2 separate regions of the Mus musculus genome follow, and region 2 is linked to region 1. A link is a loop called in an ENCODE intact Hi-C map of the cell type or tissue named here. Cell type or tissue: left cerebral cortex. All regions are shown on one strand. Each heading gives the region's core, and the rest is flanking DNA. Links, peaks and the distances in the headings are about the cores only. Region 1 overlaps Adam23 (a disintegrin and metallopeptidase domain 23). Region 2 overlaps Ndufs1 (NADH:ubiquinone oxidoreductase core subunit S1).

What was found. Peaks named below come from ENCODE experiments on the same cell type or tissue, not always from the same donor. Only the 100,000 strongest peaks of a DNase experiment are listed, where the experiment ranks them.
Region 2: a loop joins it to region 1, with 2.6 times the contacts of the local background. A loop is called at or near these places in 1 of 42 quality-filtered maps.

The regions. Positions count from the first base shown.
Region 1 is chr1:63,547,378-63,555,718 of GRCm38, reverse strand. Adam23 (a disintegrin and metallopeptidase domain 23) reads right to left here. Exons shown (of 26, transcript NM_011780.3): 13 at 7,902-7,992; 14 at 5,924-5,972; 15 at 3,859-3,958; 16 at 493-564. Among named protein-coding and RNA genes, the nearest start is that of Gm22281, 24 kb to the left of the region's middle. In left cerebral cortex, for the core only: no CTCF peak of the experiment used is centred there; DNase peaks (open chromatin) are centred at 514 and 3,357.
Region 2 is chr1:63,166,455-63,174,795 of GRCm38, reverse strand. It overlaps Ndufs1 (NADH:ubiquinone oxidoreductase core subunit S1), which reads left to right. Exons shown (of 19, transcript NM_145518.2): 2 at 3,882-3,947; 3 at 4,655-4,746; 4 at 5,460-5,567. The coding sequence starts at 3,887. Among named protein-coding and RNA genes, the nearest start is that of Ndufs1, 6.2 kb to the left of the region's middle. In left cerebral cortex, for the core only: a CTCF peak has its summit at 4,014 (motif pointing right); no DNase peak of the experiment used is centred there.

The DNA.
Region 1 (8,341 bases), core at 238-8,237:
ATAATCAGTACACTAACATTTTAGAGAAACCAATCACTTCAAATGATGACAGACTCCTGCCATGTTTCTCAGCAGAGTGATCTCCCAAGAGTATGATTATTCATTAACAGGCACCCCCACACAAGCCTCTGTAACTATACCATGTTCTTAATACCCAGGTTTTATCTCATAAAGGAAAAAAAATAAATGCGGCATGGGAAATGCTCATGATTCTGTACAAGGTGCCTGAGATGGATATGAGCTCTGAATTAACTTTTTAAAGGTCAGGAATTTGATTAGAACAATCCATTAAGCTTTTCAGACACGGCTGCAACAACAACATGACAAATTCTTATGTGTCTGAGCTGGGACAAAGCATTGATCATAGCAATCAGGAAAAAAAAAGAAGGCAGTGACCCCACAATGAAGGATAACATGTCTGTTCTCCGCTGTTGTTCTTCTTAGCTTGGAGGATGAACTGAGCTAAAAGTAGAGACAGTCTCTTATACCTACCACATGGAAACCACAGTCGCATTCCTCCCCGGCCTCCACATATCCATTTCCACATTCCGTGGGCTCAAACAGCTGAAAGAGAATGGAGAATGCAGAGAAAAGCATTTGAATTTATTGCAGAAAACCTATACATCAAGCTGGCCATATACATGGCTGTATCATATGAATCTTCTGTGATTATTACTTTATATTCATTTTTACTTGTGTGTTCTGTGTGTACCTATGTAAGTATATGCACACACACACACACACACGTGGGTAGTTGGAGAGGTCAGAAAGTAACATTGGATTGCTTGGAACTACAGCTACAAATAGTTATAAGCTGCCTAGTGTCAGTGCAGGGAGCCAAACTCCACTATTCCGAAAGAACAGCAAGTTCTCTTAACTGATGAGTCATCATATAATAAGTGATCTACTATTTGCTTATTAATAACACTCTTTAAAATCATCTTAGAAAGGATGTGGTATCTCTGGGGATTTCCTTGGTGGGGTCTTGAGAGACAACCTTCCAGCATTAGATTGACTATGGAGTTAAGCTGTCAAGAAAAATAGATCGCTTCCCATGTTTTCTAATGGAGCTAAAATGTATTAGTAATAAGACTCATAGATATCTAATTTGCTGACTTGACTAAAGGCAGCCAAGAAGACATCCAAACTGTCAGAAAGATAAATATGTTTAGTCAAAACCAAATGTGTGATGTACAACTAAGGAAATGCCAATAAGCTTAGAACAATGTTGTCAGAGACTCAAATCTATCCCACTCATTGGAAAGAAATCTGCATTGTCTGGCACAAAGTCCCACCATTGCATTCCTTGAATTATCTGTGAGTAGAAAGAAAATTAATTCAATAACTTAGGAATTTCAATAAATTAACTATATGCAAATACCCAATCTCTTAATACTCATAAAGAAAAAAACTAAGTATGTTAAGTTAATGTATAGCCATGTGAATCAATAGAAATCTCTCAGTCATTGCTGCACTCATAGCAGAAGAAGTTTCTAGAATATCCCCCCCTCATGGTGCCATGAACTTGTTTCTGGATAATAATACTATAGATGGATCGATGAGAAAGTTGCTTACTCACATCAAAAGTGTCTATATCCTATTGGCTGGGACAGGACTTTCCTGGAATGATTATCACTTCTGGGTGTGTGGGGTATAAGGAGAGAGTCTGGAATAGCACACCTCAACACAGATGCTCAGAGCCATGAACTTCAGAGAAAAAGCTTGCCTCCAGTAGCCACATACACTATGGGCAACAGTCATCTACCACTGAGTCTACACAAGAAAGACTTGCTTCTACTACTTCCAGGAAAGAACTATTATAAGAAGTAAGGAAATGTTCTAGCCGAGTTGGGTGGGAGTCAGTAGTGCTAATTAATCTCCATGCTCCTTTGACTGGCAGGCAAGAGAATGCAGAAAAAGGCAGGGCAGTAGAAAGATGGCCAACACTTGGTACCAGGCTTTAGTTCTTGGGTTCTTTCCCCTTCCTGAGTTTGGTCACTATCTCAAAACAGATGTAAATCACAGCAACTGGGAAGATTTCTGAAGCAGAGAAAATATGCATATCAATGGAAAATAACAAGCAACACTTGCCTATGCATATATTCATTGACTAAGAACACTGGGGATAAAAAATTAGTTATATACATACAAGCTACTCTACTGGAATTCATGAAGCCTTCTTTTTTGATCATTGTAATTTGTAGTTTAAAAGGAGAAATTGTCCTGTATCTAACTTCTGAGATTGAATATGTAAACATAGTTTTTTGGTGTGAAATTCCCAAGTTACCAGGATAATTTTCTTCCTGTTTACAGGTAATCTGAGAAGTGTATATTCCAGAGACCTTAACCTCTCCAAACAAGCTAGAGCTGTCTCCTGAAGCACAGTGCTTACAACTGGCTGCCAGTTGCAGGGCAAGGTAACACTAGCCGTGCTCCATGTAATTCAAAACTGCCAGCAGTTCACAGGAGTTCTTCATTACACAGCTCACTCATTTCAGATGCCTTCAAGACTTCTGGTTTCTATGCCCAGAGGTCACTGCCAGGAAAGACCGAGCAGCCTATTTTAATGGTGCACAGTCACTTTTAACGTCTCAGTTCTCTTGAGATTTACAGCGCTTTGGCTTTACTGAGATTTCTCAGGGATGTCAGGTTCCAAGCAGTCATTCCGACACTAGCTGTATCACTCACTTGTGAGTATGAAATAAATCAGTCTATCCGTTGTTTGCCTTGGTGACTGATTTTTTTTTAAAGACAAGGTCAACACAATATTGCCACTCTTTAAATTTGCAGAGTATCGAACATTCTCTATACAAATGAACTCTATCTGACATGTGAGGTGTTATTCTAAAAGAAAAGTGAATTTTTTCCCATGGTCAAATTCCAATACCATCTGCTAATAATGCCAGTTCTGTCTTTTCAACTGCTGGCCTGCTTCATTTCCAAACATGCTCCTATAAAAACACAGCGCCTTCTGCAAAAGCGTTAGCCTGTCAGCTGGAGAATGCTGCCTTTGCTGAACTTTAGGAAAGTGTGATGATTGGTTGTGTTCTATGTCAAGGGAACTGGAGCATATCTTATAATCAAACAATTTCATGCTTCTTACAGCAAGAAATAAATATTTATATCATGAGGGCCAAAAGAAGATTTTCAAAATTTAATTTTACTGTCAAATGTGTTTTCTGAAAACTCCTAAAAATCTCTTCTGGAAATGTATAATTTTCTTTAAGTTTGTGCTTGAGGAATTGCAATTTTGTTTATACATACTCTTATGAAACGCCATTGCCAGCGTGGGCTTCCAGAGGAAGGGAACTATGTAGTAGAAATACTTGAGGTATTTATAGAACTTGCAAATGTTAGACCAAGACCACTTTTTGCTTGGCTGACATCAGTAATGCTTTCTGCCTGGGACCAGATCACCCCAGAGAGTGGAGGAGTTGGAGCTGGATGGTAGGAGAAACTTTCGGGAGGAGAAAACTAAGTCTCCAGAAGGAATGCCAAGGTTAAATGAGACTTAGCAAAGAAGTGATCCAAGGAAAAGTTCTTTCCATTCTGACTCCCTATGTCTTAGCAGAAAAATGAAAACACCAACATGAAATTCTGTAGAATTTTGCGTTTTAGGGAACTGCAAGCGAGCACTGAACACTGACACTCAATTTGGTCTCTTGAGCATGCAGCGGCTCTCTATAACTGAGCATCTATCAGTTGGGTTTAGTGGCTCCTACCTGAACTTGCAGTGTCTGGGAAGCTGAGGAAGGGAGCTTGTAGCAATGTAGTGAACTGTGTGACATGAGACTTGCTTTCTGAGAACAGTCTCTGATGTTTGCCATATCCTTACTATTGGAAAATCAAGTCACTAACCTTAGTTGGCCTATTGAAAAGACATGCTCCGCCACCTCTCTGTAAAAAGTCTCTGTACTCCAAAATGCTGCACTTTGAGAACTTTCGAGAGTGGGACACCCTGAAGAAACAAGGAACCAATTATGTAAAAAAAAAAAAAAAAAATTCACAAAAGCCATCATCAGAGAAGAAAATTAAAAACCACTGAAAGTTCATCCTGGATGTAGATGGATCAGCACAAATATTTGGTAAGATGCTTGGGTACAAGCTGCTACATCTACGGGGTGGAGTCTATAGGAGAAAGGAAAATGAAAACCTTCACAGACTAGGAGATTGGTCACTCCCAAGCTACCGACCCCCTGCCTGGTCTGTCTCGAAACCCATCGTTTAAAAGGTTTGCTACAAAATCTTAAATCAAGACTAGGTTTTAAAGCTTGATTATTTTTATTTACTGTGTCTCAATAGAGGCAACCTCACTTTCCTTTACTCTGTTCTGAATAAAGGGGGTCCAGCAGCCTACTAAACCTTCTTTTCAGAGAAGAGGCTGGAAGGTCAGTTTATTAAAGACAGTGTTACTCAGGCTTCAACAAGCCAAAATGTAAGTAAATGAATAAACCCTGAAGGATGTGTGGGATCATGCTGGATCATACATGCATATGTTATTAGTGTGTATGCCCACAGCAAAAAAGAATTAAGGGATGCTCCCGTGAGCAATGGCTCTTTATTCTTCATTTCAAATACAATTATTGAGCAATATTCATGATTTAGCATGAATAAAAAATGAACCTCTCTGTGATTTATTCAATCAAATTAAGACCCCTATGTCAGCACACAGGGGACTATCATACACACGACGAGGTTAAGCTAAATCATACACATTAGTTCCCAGGGAATGTCTGCAATAGGCCATTCTAGGATATAATGCAATAGTTTTATGTATGAGGGTATGTGCAGAATTAAAATTCACCTCTATTGACAGCAATGTCTTACAAGAAGTATACCAAATATATCTTTGAGAAAATATACATTAGCTTCAAATAGTTTATTGCATCCTATAAATATTCAATCCAAAACTCACTTAGAAATTGACAATTTAAAAGGCAATAATATTGTCATACAAAAGCAACATATATATGGCGTCTTTGCTATGGGACCTATTAAGCCTGCATCATCATAAAGAACTCAACTGTGGAGCACAAATAATATGGCCGGAAAAGGCAAGCATTTCAAGGTTAGACTGCATTTCAAGGAATATGCTCTGGCATCGAAGGGGTAACAGTTAATTGCATAAACTTTTTCCTCTCTATGGAAGAAGAAGGAAGGGCCCCCAGGGAAGGAGATGGTTTCGTTGGCATCAGTGCAGAACAATGGTAGGACAAAAAATTCCCAGTGTCTGGCCTAAGCAAAGACAGTAAGAAAGAAAATTCTCGCCACTACTATGATGCCTACTGGCAATGGCCTACATAGTGTGGGAGTCTCCTGGAAACAGCAGTGGTGCCAGGTCTCAGGCCACGAGTGCTACTGGACAGCTGGTCCAGTTGCACAAGTGCCCACCAAGGAAAGACAAGTAAAGTAATGGTGCTTGTCTACCACTTGGCAACTCTTCTGTTTAGGCATTATAACTCTGAATTATTTAAAAAAAAAAACAAAACTCTGTCGACTCTACAAACAATATGCTACAAATTTATTACCATAAACTAGCATTTATAAGTTCCTTAAAATGTAAATGGATGACTGAATTGATTTTCACTGGCTGCTTCAGGTAGACCATCTGCTTTTATTCTAAGTATATTAAAAGATTAATGCCACTACCAAACGCAGAAGCTTTTAGTCATGTGATTCCTGTAAGGGTTAATAAATACAAGTAGCTAATACATTTCACTTTTCTCCCCAACCTTAAATTAAAAATTAAAACATAAAGTGAATTAGCACTGTCAGTTTTAAAATATCAGACAATTAATTATTGAATTTATACTAAGTGCTTAGCCTAAAAGACCAGTACCTGAGAGGCTGTGTCTCTAATGACTATATATGCAGCCATTTTTGCATTGGGCATACATCACATGCAAGAGTAATGCAGACTTACCCTGTTTCTTCCATGATGCAGCCGCCCCAGGACTCTATGCATTCACATTCTAGCTCAATGAAACAAGAACAACAAAGGGGGTGAGGGGAGACAAAGTCACAGCTTCAGTTTGCACCAGTTCTTGCAAAACTTCCTCAATACAGAGTGTCAAGACTCCTCTATTTCCTTTAGTTCATGGGTTCTTATGCCTGGAGTATAGATTGCTTCCTAAGGGGGAAAACAACCTTGGTCCTCTCTTCATTTTTGTTACTCAGTTACCTTGATTAGATTTCTAAAATTCAATGTTTAGTTAGAAGTACCATTGGCTAGAAACAAAAAGATGAATTCTAGTCCATCTTTTAATCAAGGAGAGAGTCCCATAGAGAAGACACTCAGCTTTTTTTGAGGGGGGGGGGGGAAGGGGAGGGGCAGGGTGTCTGCTTTAGAATGGAAGTGATGTCTACCTATCTCCCAGCATGGCTTTAGGGCTCAAACAGATAGATGGCATTCCCAGACAGTCTGTATGAATACAGCACAATGTCACTGAAGTCCTTCAGACACAGGGCAGCTAAAGAATAAAATTCAATTTGCTGGAGTCAGGGCTAGGATCAGCCAGAGAAGTGCAACAATCTCATCCCAGTCTACTTCACCATTCAGTCCAATAACAGCTCAGCTGACCCCAGCACTGGCCTCCAGGACTTTTAACTAAGTTACGGAACCCAATGTTCTTCTTCCCGAGTCTGAGCTATCTGGGTCAGTTTCTGAAACTTTAAAGTGAGGTGGCTACTTCCTTGAGAAAGCACATAGTCTGAGCAAGATTTTAGTAAATGAAAGTTTGTGGAGACTAGGAGACTGTTGCTGGGTGCTTGTCATGACTGTGTGTACTTGGTCCTTAATGACATAAAGGGACTCAGGAGTATGGATGCGGGTGTCCTTCCACTTCTCCACAGTACTACCTATCAGTCACATAGAAGACAGCATGTGAGATAATGCACTTTTCTTTTCTTCTCTGGGAAGGCCTGGGTGGGAAGAGAGGGTTTTTTTCTCCTCGCTCTCAGGACGATATATAATGAGAGAGTGAGGATTTCAGCTTATTTTCTCATTAAATGAACAATGGATGAACGTGCTGCTCTTTTTCTCCACCAGGTCCCATTGTGATGCTTTGCCTTCTACCACAAAAATGTACCAAGATTATATTTGACCACGGTGCTCATACAAAGGGGACTAAAATTTGGGTTGGATTTTATCCTGATTTTAAAATAAATGAGATATGGACTTTATCCTGATTTTAAAACGAACCAGATATTTCCATGGGCTTCTAAATATCTGACGTTCCCTCAGTCCTCAGCCCACTTGAAAAGTTAGTCCTATCCTTCCTTCTCTCATCTGTTCAATGGAAACAGTGGCCTCAACAGTCCCTTGCCTTACTTTGATGCCACATGGGTCAGGGGCCATGGATGAGCTCCTCTTGGACCTACCTGCACCAGAGGACAATTGTGTCCTGTGCCCACGCATTTGAAGCTTAAAGGGCCAGAGGCAGGCTTTGCTTAGGGGAGACAGGAGCTCACCTTCTAGATATGACCTTGTGGGTGAGTGTGGTTAGCATTTAAATATGAGCTCCTTGTATGCTGTAGATCTCATTCCCAATGCACTATATATCTGATCATCTCTCCACAGAGCTGTATCTGTCATTTTGTGTCTATGCTCAAATGATTAAATCTCTGGAGAATATATGCATACCACTACCACCCCACCTCGTCCCAACGTTCTCTATGTAAGATAGAGCTGACGGAGGATAAGCTTATGAATTTTGAAAGAGAAATGTATTCCCCTCAGATAGCCTAATAATGATCTCAAAATGTTCAAGATTATTTTTTGAAGCATGAGATGCACTATGATTAAACCACGGTGGCATGGAAATAAAGTATTCTCGGTGACTGGGCATGCGTAATACACACAGAACGACAAGGGGACTGGAGTAAGAAGTCAGTGTACATACTTGGCTTCCTGCTCGAAGGTTCCCACTGGATTCCAAGGTTTTGAGCCAGGCTCTGTGATAATACTTGTGCCACCGCCATTGGAAGACCATACTGGGTTTTCAGAGTTGAAAATGTTTGGGAAACATTTGAGAGAGTAGAACAAAGCCAGTTATTACTTCTTCATTGTTATCAATCTCATTTCAAGCTCCTTAGGAGAGCCTTAAAACATCTATAGATGGTGTACACCCTTCAAATCATTTCTCCCTTGAGACTGTGCCCCACAAGCATCTTTCAGAACAGGAAGTTTTCACATGGGAACAGAAAGTAAAAGTGACTAAGACTGTGCTCCAACTCAACATATTCAAATATGTCAAGAAAGATCACAGTCAGCTATTGGATGGGTCACACGGCCCCCAATGGAGGAGCTAGAGAAATTACCCAAGGAGCTAATGGGAACTGC
Region 2 (8,341 bases), core at 36-8,035, 380 kb after region 1:
TACTCTGCATACAGCCCAATGCAGCCTACCTTTACGTTTTAGGCCTTGCACTAAAGCTACCTGCTCAGCCCAAGTTTAGTAAGTAGAATAATAAAATATATACATGGCGTGTTTTTAATAAGGAAAAGGGACACAGATGAAGAACAGTATACAACTGATTATCAGTAGCCATTACTGATTAAATTGATGTTAGTTTTTATTATTTCTTTGTTTTTTATTTCTTTGTTTTTTTTTTTTTTTAAGATTTATTTATTTATTATATGTAAGGACAGTGTAGCTGTCTTCAGATACTCCAGAAGAGGGTGTCAGATCTTGTTAGGATGGTTGTGAGCCACCATGTGGTTGCTGGGATTTGAACTCAGGACCTTTGGAAGAGCAGTCAGCACTCTTAACCACTGAGCCATCTCTTCAGCCCTTTCTTTGTTTTATTATTGGCAATTACTGACCTAGTAATTACACCCTGGGAAACTGTAGATTTGCTTTATAGGTAAAGAACCAATGCCTAGTGGATAACAGACTTGGTATCTGCAAATTCAGTATTGTAAATTGTAGATTACCATTATTAAAGAATTAGTTAAATAAATTATGAGTTAATGAAATGTTTAATTATATGTCATCTATAATAACTACAGACTTTAATGTTTAGGATTCTATTTTATCTGAAGTGGTAGTGCATGCCTTTAATTTCAGCACTTGAGAGGCAGAGGTCTGTTGGTGGATTTCTGAGTTTCAGGCCAGCTTGGTCTTTACATAGCTAAAAGCCAGTTGTAGTAGCACATGCCAGTAGGATATGTTCAAGAAGCACAGACAGGAGGATCATGAATTCAAGACCAGCCTAGGCCATACCTTTGGGATTGGAAAGATGGCTGGGTAGTTAAGACTGTTCTTTCAGAGGACCCAGATCTGATTCTCTAAAATTACATGACAGCTCAGCAACTGTCTGTAACTCCAGTTCCAGAGGATCTGATAACCTCTCCTGGCCTCCTTGGACATCAGGCATGCACATGGTGAATAGACATGCAGACAAAACACAGAACAAACACTTTCTTTTTTTTTTTTTTTTTTTTTTGGTTTTTCCAAGACAGAGTTTCTCTGTATAGCCCTGGCTGTCCTGGAACTCACTTTGTAGACCAGGCTGGCCTTGAACTCAGAAATCCGCCTGCCTCTGCCTCCTGAGTGCTGGGACTAAAGGCGTGCGCCACCACGCCCGGCACATTGGCACATTCTTTTAAAGATTTATTTATTTTATGTGAGTATACTGTTGCTCTCCTCAGACACACCAGAGGAGGGCATCAGCTTCTATTACAGATGGTTGTAAGCCACCATGTGGTTGCTGGGAATTGAACTCAGGATCTCTAGAAGAGCAGTCAGTGCTCTTAACCACCGAGCCATCTCTCCAGCAGCCCTCACATTTTTTTTTTTTTAAATTAAAAAGGGAAAAAAAAATATGTTTTGGGATTATTTACTATTAGAACTGCTATTACTGTTGAAACTTTTTTTTTTTTTTTTTTTTTTTTTGGTTTTTCGAGTCAGGGTTTCTCTGTATAGCCCTGGCTGTCCTGGAACTCACTCTGTAGACCAGGCTGGCCTCGACTCAGAAATCCACCTGCCTCTGCCTCCCGAGTGCTGGGATTAAAGGCGTGCGCCACCACCTGTTGAAACATTTTTACTATTTTTTTAATGTTGATACATTTTTTTAAGTCAATATATGTGTATATTTATAATTAAAAATTTCTAACTACACATAAACCATAAAATTTTGTGATTGTGTTTGAACATTATTATAGTCTAATGAAGTACAGCATATTTCATTAACAGAAATATTTGTCCACATTCCAGGCTTTGTTTAAACTTAGAAAAAGTTTGTTAATTCTATGAGAATCTTATATAACATGTTTTGTTCATATTCATCAAAGAACTTTTTCTTTTTTTTATTAGATATTTTCTTCATTTACATTTCAAATGCTATCCCAAAAGTCCCCTATAGCCACCCCCACCCCCACCCTGCTCCCCTACCCACTCACTCCCACTTCTTGGCCCTGGCATTCCCCTGTACTGGGGCATATAAAGTTTGCAAGACCAAGGGGCCTCTCTTCCCAGTGATGGCTGACTAGGCCATCTTCTGCTACATATGCAGCTAGAGACATGAGCTCTCATGTAATCTCCCTCGGTCCCTGTTGGACAAAGGAGAATCATTGTTTTATTTTTTAATGTTTTATACCTAGTTATTTATTTATGTATTACTTGTATTCATGTCTATGTACAATATATGTGCCTGGTATCCACAGAGGCACGATAGGGTGTCAGATACCTTAGAACTAGAGTTACAGACAGCTTGGCTGATACATTACTCTAACCTCTGAGCCATCTTTCTAGCCCTTCATTTAAATTTTTTTCAGTCCTGGTTATTGAACCTAGGGCTGTCTCACACTTGGTACCATTGAGCCACATTTCCGTCCCTTACTTTACTTTCAATTAAAAAAAAATTGAAAACAATTTATTTTATTTTCTTGTTTTTGTTTTTATTTTTTGAGACAGGATTTCTCCATATAGCCCTGGCTGTTGGAACTCACTCTGTAGACCAAGCTGGTCTTGAACTCAGAGATCTGCCTGCCGCTGCTTCATAGGCACTGTGATTAAAGGTGTGTACCACTGTGCCCAGCTTATTCTCTTTTCGTATAAGTGCTTTGCCTGCTTTTACATGTGTGCTGTGTGTGTGAGTTGGTACTTGCAAAGATCAAAAGAGGACATTAGTAACTGCAGTTCTGGATGCTTGGGAGCCATCATTTGGGCCCTGGGAGCTGAAACCAGGTTTTCTGCACAAGAGCAGCAAGTGCTCTTCAACCTCTGAGCCTCTCCACTTACCTTTCCATTTTTGAGTCAGGGTCTCGCAGTCTGGGAACATGGGATCCTGCTGCTTTGGTGTCCCAAATAACTAAGATTAGGCCTCTAAAACACCCAAAACAACATAGGTCCATTGTTTTAAAGCCTATCTTTACTAGCTTTTGGGAACTGGTACTGAAAGGAAGATGTCACAAGTTCATAGTACATTTAGGATAGAAGCATAATACAAGCAATTGTAGGACTGTGAGAGAACAAAGCTCCTCAAAGATGCACATAAAATACATATCATGAGAGAGTGTGCTGGAACTAGTTGTGGTAGCACCCAGGAAGCAGAGGCAGGGGAATTGCTTCAAAATTAGCCAAGATTAATAATAAGACCTTGTATCAACAAACAAAATTCCCAGTGTACTGGTAGGAGGTGAACGCAGAAAGTTATTTTATTTTAGATAGCTATTAGTGACAAAGAGTTATTCTTGCAACTTATTTTACTTTATTCTTAATTCTTTTTCTTTTGAGATGTTTCCTGTATCTCTGCCTGACTTCAAACTTGCTGTAGCAGATGTCCTTATACTTCTGATCCTTCTGCCTTTACCTCTCAAGTTCAGGGATTACACGCATATAATTGGATTGTGCTGTGCTGGTGTTAGAAGTTAGGACTTCCTCAGTGCTAGGCAAGCACTCTTGTACCAGCTGAGCTGTATTGCAAGCTCTTACCGCTTTCTTCTGGCTAGATCAGAATTGCCCTTTATTTTATATTACAAAGCCCAAGTTTAGTGCTGGAGATGTAGCTCAGTTGTACCTTACCTATCCAAGGACCCAAAGCCTACTATATACTGACTACTTCTTAGCTATTTGACGTTGTATAAACTAAAGTCTCTGGGACTGCATTTTATATGTACAATTTGAGGGAAAACAGTGGGACTTCTGAATATTCTCTTAGAATAATGTATGCAAAACTATAAAACAGTACCAGAAATTTTATAAGTAAGTTCTTTTCCTTCTACAAAATTAATCTTTTTTTTTTTAATGTTTTTTAGCCATCATGTTAAGGATACCTATAAAAAGGGCCTTGATAGGCCTTTCTAATTCTCCTAAAGGATATGGTAAGTTTTTGTTGTATATTCATTAATTTTTTTAATATTTATTTTATGTATATTAGAGTACACTGTAGCTGTCTTCAGACACACCAGAAGAGGGCATCAGATCCCGTTACAGATGGTTGTAAGCCACCATGAGTATTTTTGAATGTCTTTAAAAAATCCAAAACTAGCCTGGTGTGGTGGCGCACACCTTTAATCCCAGCACTCGGGAGGCAGAGGCAGGCGGATTTCTGAGTTCGAGGCCAGCCTGCTCTACAAAGTGAGCTCCAGGACAGCCAGGACTATACAGAGAAACCCTGTCTCGAAAAACCAAAAAAAAAAAAAAAACAAAAACCAAAACCCAAAACTAAACCTGACAACATATGTTTGATGTAATTGAGTTAAAAAAGCTTTTATGCTTATTTAGTGCTTGAAAAATTCATATCTTAGCCAGGCTGTGATGGCGCATGCCTTTAATCCCAGCACTGAGAATGTAGAAGCAGGGGGATTTCTGAGTTCAAGGCCAGCCTGGTCTGGTCTTTTCAGGACAGCCAGAACTACAGAGAGAAACCCTGACTGGAAAAAACAAACAAACAAACAAAAAATTTGCATCTAGAGAGAGAAGACTAGTAAAAAATGAAAATTTTTATATTTAGCTAATTCATTAGGCTCTGCTGCAATGAATTCAATTTATTTTATTTGTTTTTTTACCCTATTGTTTTGATGGCCAGTTCGCACAACTGGCACAGCAGCAAGTAACTTGATTGAAGTATTTGTTGATGGTCAGTCTGTCATGGTGGAACCAGGAACCACTGTTCTGCAGGTAATTACTTTTATGACTCTGTGAGTTTTCTGATTTTTATTTTAAAAAATTATTTCCTTCATACTGTTTAGTTTCAATATAGCAATGTGTCCTGCAAGGCAGGCAAGTGAAGGACAGTACACAGTTTCTCTAAGTTTCTCCAGAAGTAACCAATTTGCTCATAGACAGACGCTGCTGTATGACTGTGGGTTATCACAGACCTAAACTTTTTTTTTTTTCATTTCTAGACTGTGGTTAGACATAGACAGACAGGAAAACACTGAATGTTAGCCAAAAAATAAAAATAAAAACAAACAAACAAACAAACAAACAAATAAATAAATAAAATCAAGGCACAATGGAAAGTATTTTGGCTAGCTCGGGGGTGGTAGAGATGTCAGAAGTAAAACTAAATCATGGCCAGCTATAAGGTGTAAGTTGGTCTGTGACTCAGATGAGAAGAGAAGGTCAGGAGTGACGCTTTGACAGGGAGCTTTTGTGGACTGTGGACAAAGCAGATAATGGAGAAAGACTTTACCATAGACTGTGAGGTCTTACCTAATTTCAGAGCTCCCAGGTTTGGAACAGAGCAAGAGTTCTTGAGGAACTTACATAGGAGTAGGTTAAGATAAGTGGGTAACGGTGATAAAATAATAAAAGATGCCTCCATCTGTTGTGTTCAGTAAGAACAAGATCCAAAGGAAATTATTCTAAAGCAGCATTTTGTCTTCTAGGCTTGCGAGAAGGTCGGCATGCAAATCCCTCGATTCTGTTACCATGAAAGGTTGTCTGTTGCTGGAAATTGCAGGATGTGCCTGGTAGAGATTGAGAAAGCTCCAAAGGTACATGATACCTGGAATTCCCTATCATGCTGTGGGAGGGAAAAGACTTTAAATCTTGCAGCAAACTATCTAAAATCAATACTGCTATAATCCAATATTTTTTTTGTATGTAGGTTGTCTTAGTTTGGGTTTTATTGCTATGAAGAGACACCATAACCAAGGCAGCTATTATAAAGGCAAAAACTTAACTGGGCTGGCTTACAGTTTCAGAGGTTCAGTTCATTATCATCATGGTGGGAAGTCTGGCATGATGCAGGCAGATTTGGTGCTGGAGAAGCCAGGAGTTCCTGATGGAAGGGCTGCCATGAGAAGATTGTCTTCTCTAGGCAGTCTGTAGGAGGGTTTCTTCTGCACTGGGTGGAGTCTGAGCATAGACGGAGCCCTCAAAGCACACGCCCACAGTGAAAGGCTAGCCTCCTAATAGTGCCACTCCCTATGGCTAAGCATAAATCTGTGGGGCCCATACCTATTCAAATCACCACACAAGTGATTCATTTCAAACAAAATACATTGATGGAAATATTGTATAAACATAAATGCCATATAGCAAGTCTCAGAGTTCAAGATGGTTTCTTAAGCTTTCAGGGTCTTAAGACACAATCTTAAGTACACGGTGGGTGTATAACGTATACTAGAAGTGCTTATGCTGTACTGTTCTCACTTGACAAAGACTTGTGGAGCAAAAGTTCACTTTAGGTTATGTCATTGCATTTTGGTGTACATAGCTGTAGCTCAGCAATGCCTACAAATGAACAAAGGTTTGTGTGTGTGTGTGTACATGTTCCTCTCTGTGGGGGGCACAGGACAACCTCAAGGATTATTCCTCAGGGATTCTCCATTTTGTTTTTTACACACAGGTCTTTCTGCTTAGGCTAGGCTGGGCAAGTTCCAGGGATATCAGCACCTGTCTTTGCCTCCCCAGTGCTGAGATTATAGCATGTACCAGCGTGCCCAGCTTTTTTTTTTTTTTTCCTTTTTAAAGATGTGTATATATATATATATATATTACAGTGTTGCTCTCTTCAAACACACCAGAAGAGGGCATTAGATCCCATCACAGACTATTGTGAGCCACCATATGGTTGCTGGGAATTGAACTCAGGACCTCTGGAAGAGCAGTCAGTGCTCTCAACCACTGAGCCATCTTTCTGACCCTTGACTTCATTTCTTTTTCTGGACTGACCTCAAATATAGCACTTATAGCATAGCACTGTCTAGTGTTAAACTCTTAAAAGCTTAAAAATTTTTAAATGTTAAAAAAGCCAGGTGGTGGCATATACCTTTAATCCCAGCACTTGGGAGGCAGAGTTAGGCAGGGTGTATGTATTTATGTGCTTATGTGTATACATTCATATGTGTATGTGAATACTGGTGCACACAGCATTCACATATGTACTACTGCATGTGTGGAGGTCAGAGGAGTGAGTTCTCTTCTTCTACCAAGTTGGTCCTGGATATCAAACTCAGATCTAAGCTTGATATCAAATGCCTTTACCCACTATTCTCCTGAGTGCTAATATAGGCATTGACCACGTACCTTTTTCTTTTTTAATTCTTTATCATGTGTGTGTGTGCATGATGTGTATGCATGTGTCATAAAACATGTGGAGATCAGAGGACAACTTTGTGCGATCACTTCTCTCCTCCTTTAGGCTCCAGGATTGACTTGGTACATGCCTTTACATACTGAGCCATTTTGTCTGTCCATTCCTGGTTTTTGAAAGCACAAAAATGATGATGAGTTTGGATGTAGTAGAACACACTTCTAATACCAACATGCAGGAGCAGATGCAGGCAGACCTCTGAGTTAGAGACTGGCCTGGCCTACAGAGCAAATTCCAGGTCAGCCAGGACTATGTAGTGAGACCTCCTCTTAAAATTTTTTAAAGTAAAAGCCAGGCATAGTGGTGTATATACCTTTAATCCTAGCACTTAGGAAACAGAGGTAGGTGAATCTCTTGAGTTTGAGGGAGTTTGAAGCCAGCCTAGTCTACACAGAGAGCTCCAGAAACCCTGTGTCAAAAAAAAAAAAAAAAGACCCAATTTCAGAGCAGAATAAAGAGTTGCTTTAACTAATAGGGCTAATATGTCTTAGTTTCTTTGGGGATGCTATAACAAAATACCCAAATCTCGATACTTTATGAAGTAAAGGGGTTTATTTAGCTTATAGTTTTGGAGTCCCAAAATCAAGCAACCACATTTGGTAAGCCTCTGGTTGTTATATGAGAAGAGGAAAAGCAAGAGACTGGGTAGGGCCACTATTTGTTTATTTGTTTGTTTGTTTTTGTGGCAGTAATCTGCTTCTTATGGGAATTAATCTCCAAGACCTAGTCACTGAGAGGCCAGTGTAACTCTCACATATTCCAGGTGCCTCCAACTAGGCACTACTACACAAACTTCTGTAGACTGGGGAGCAACCTTCTAGAATATGACCTTTTGAGGGGACAAACCACAGTAATGTTTTATTTGTTTTTAAGATTAGCATGAATGGTCAAATTATCCTATTAATAGTTTTAAAAAATATGAATTTATTTATTTATTTATTTATTTTTAGAAAAGGTCTTACTATAAATAAAAGCCTGGCTGGCATAGGCTGGCCTCAGGCCTGCAGCCTCTGCCTTCTGAGTGCTGAGATTAGAGGCATGTGCCACTCTACCTATCTGAAAACAAAAATTGATTTTGAAAGATTATCTTTGTTTTTGTTTTCTTCTGCTCTGTTTTGTTTTTTTAATCATTGAGTCAGGTGTCAGGCTGTCCTGCAACCTATTGTTATA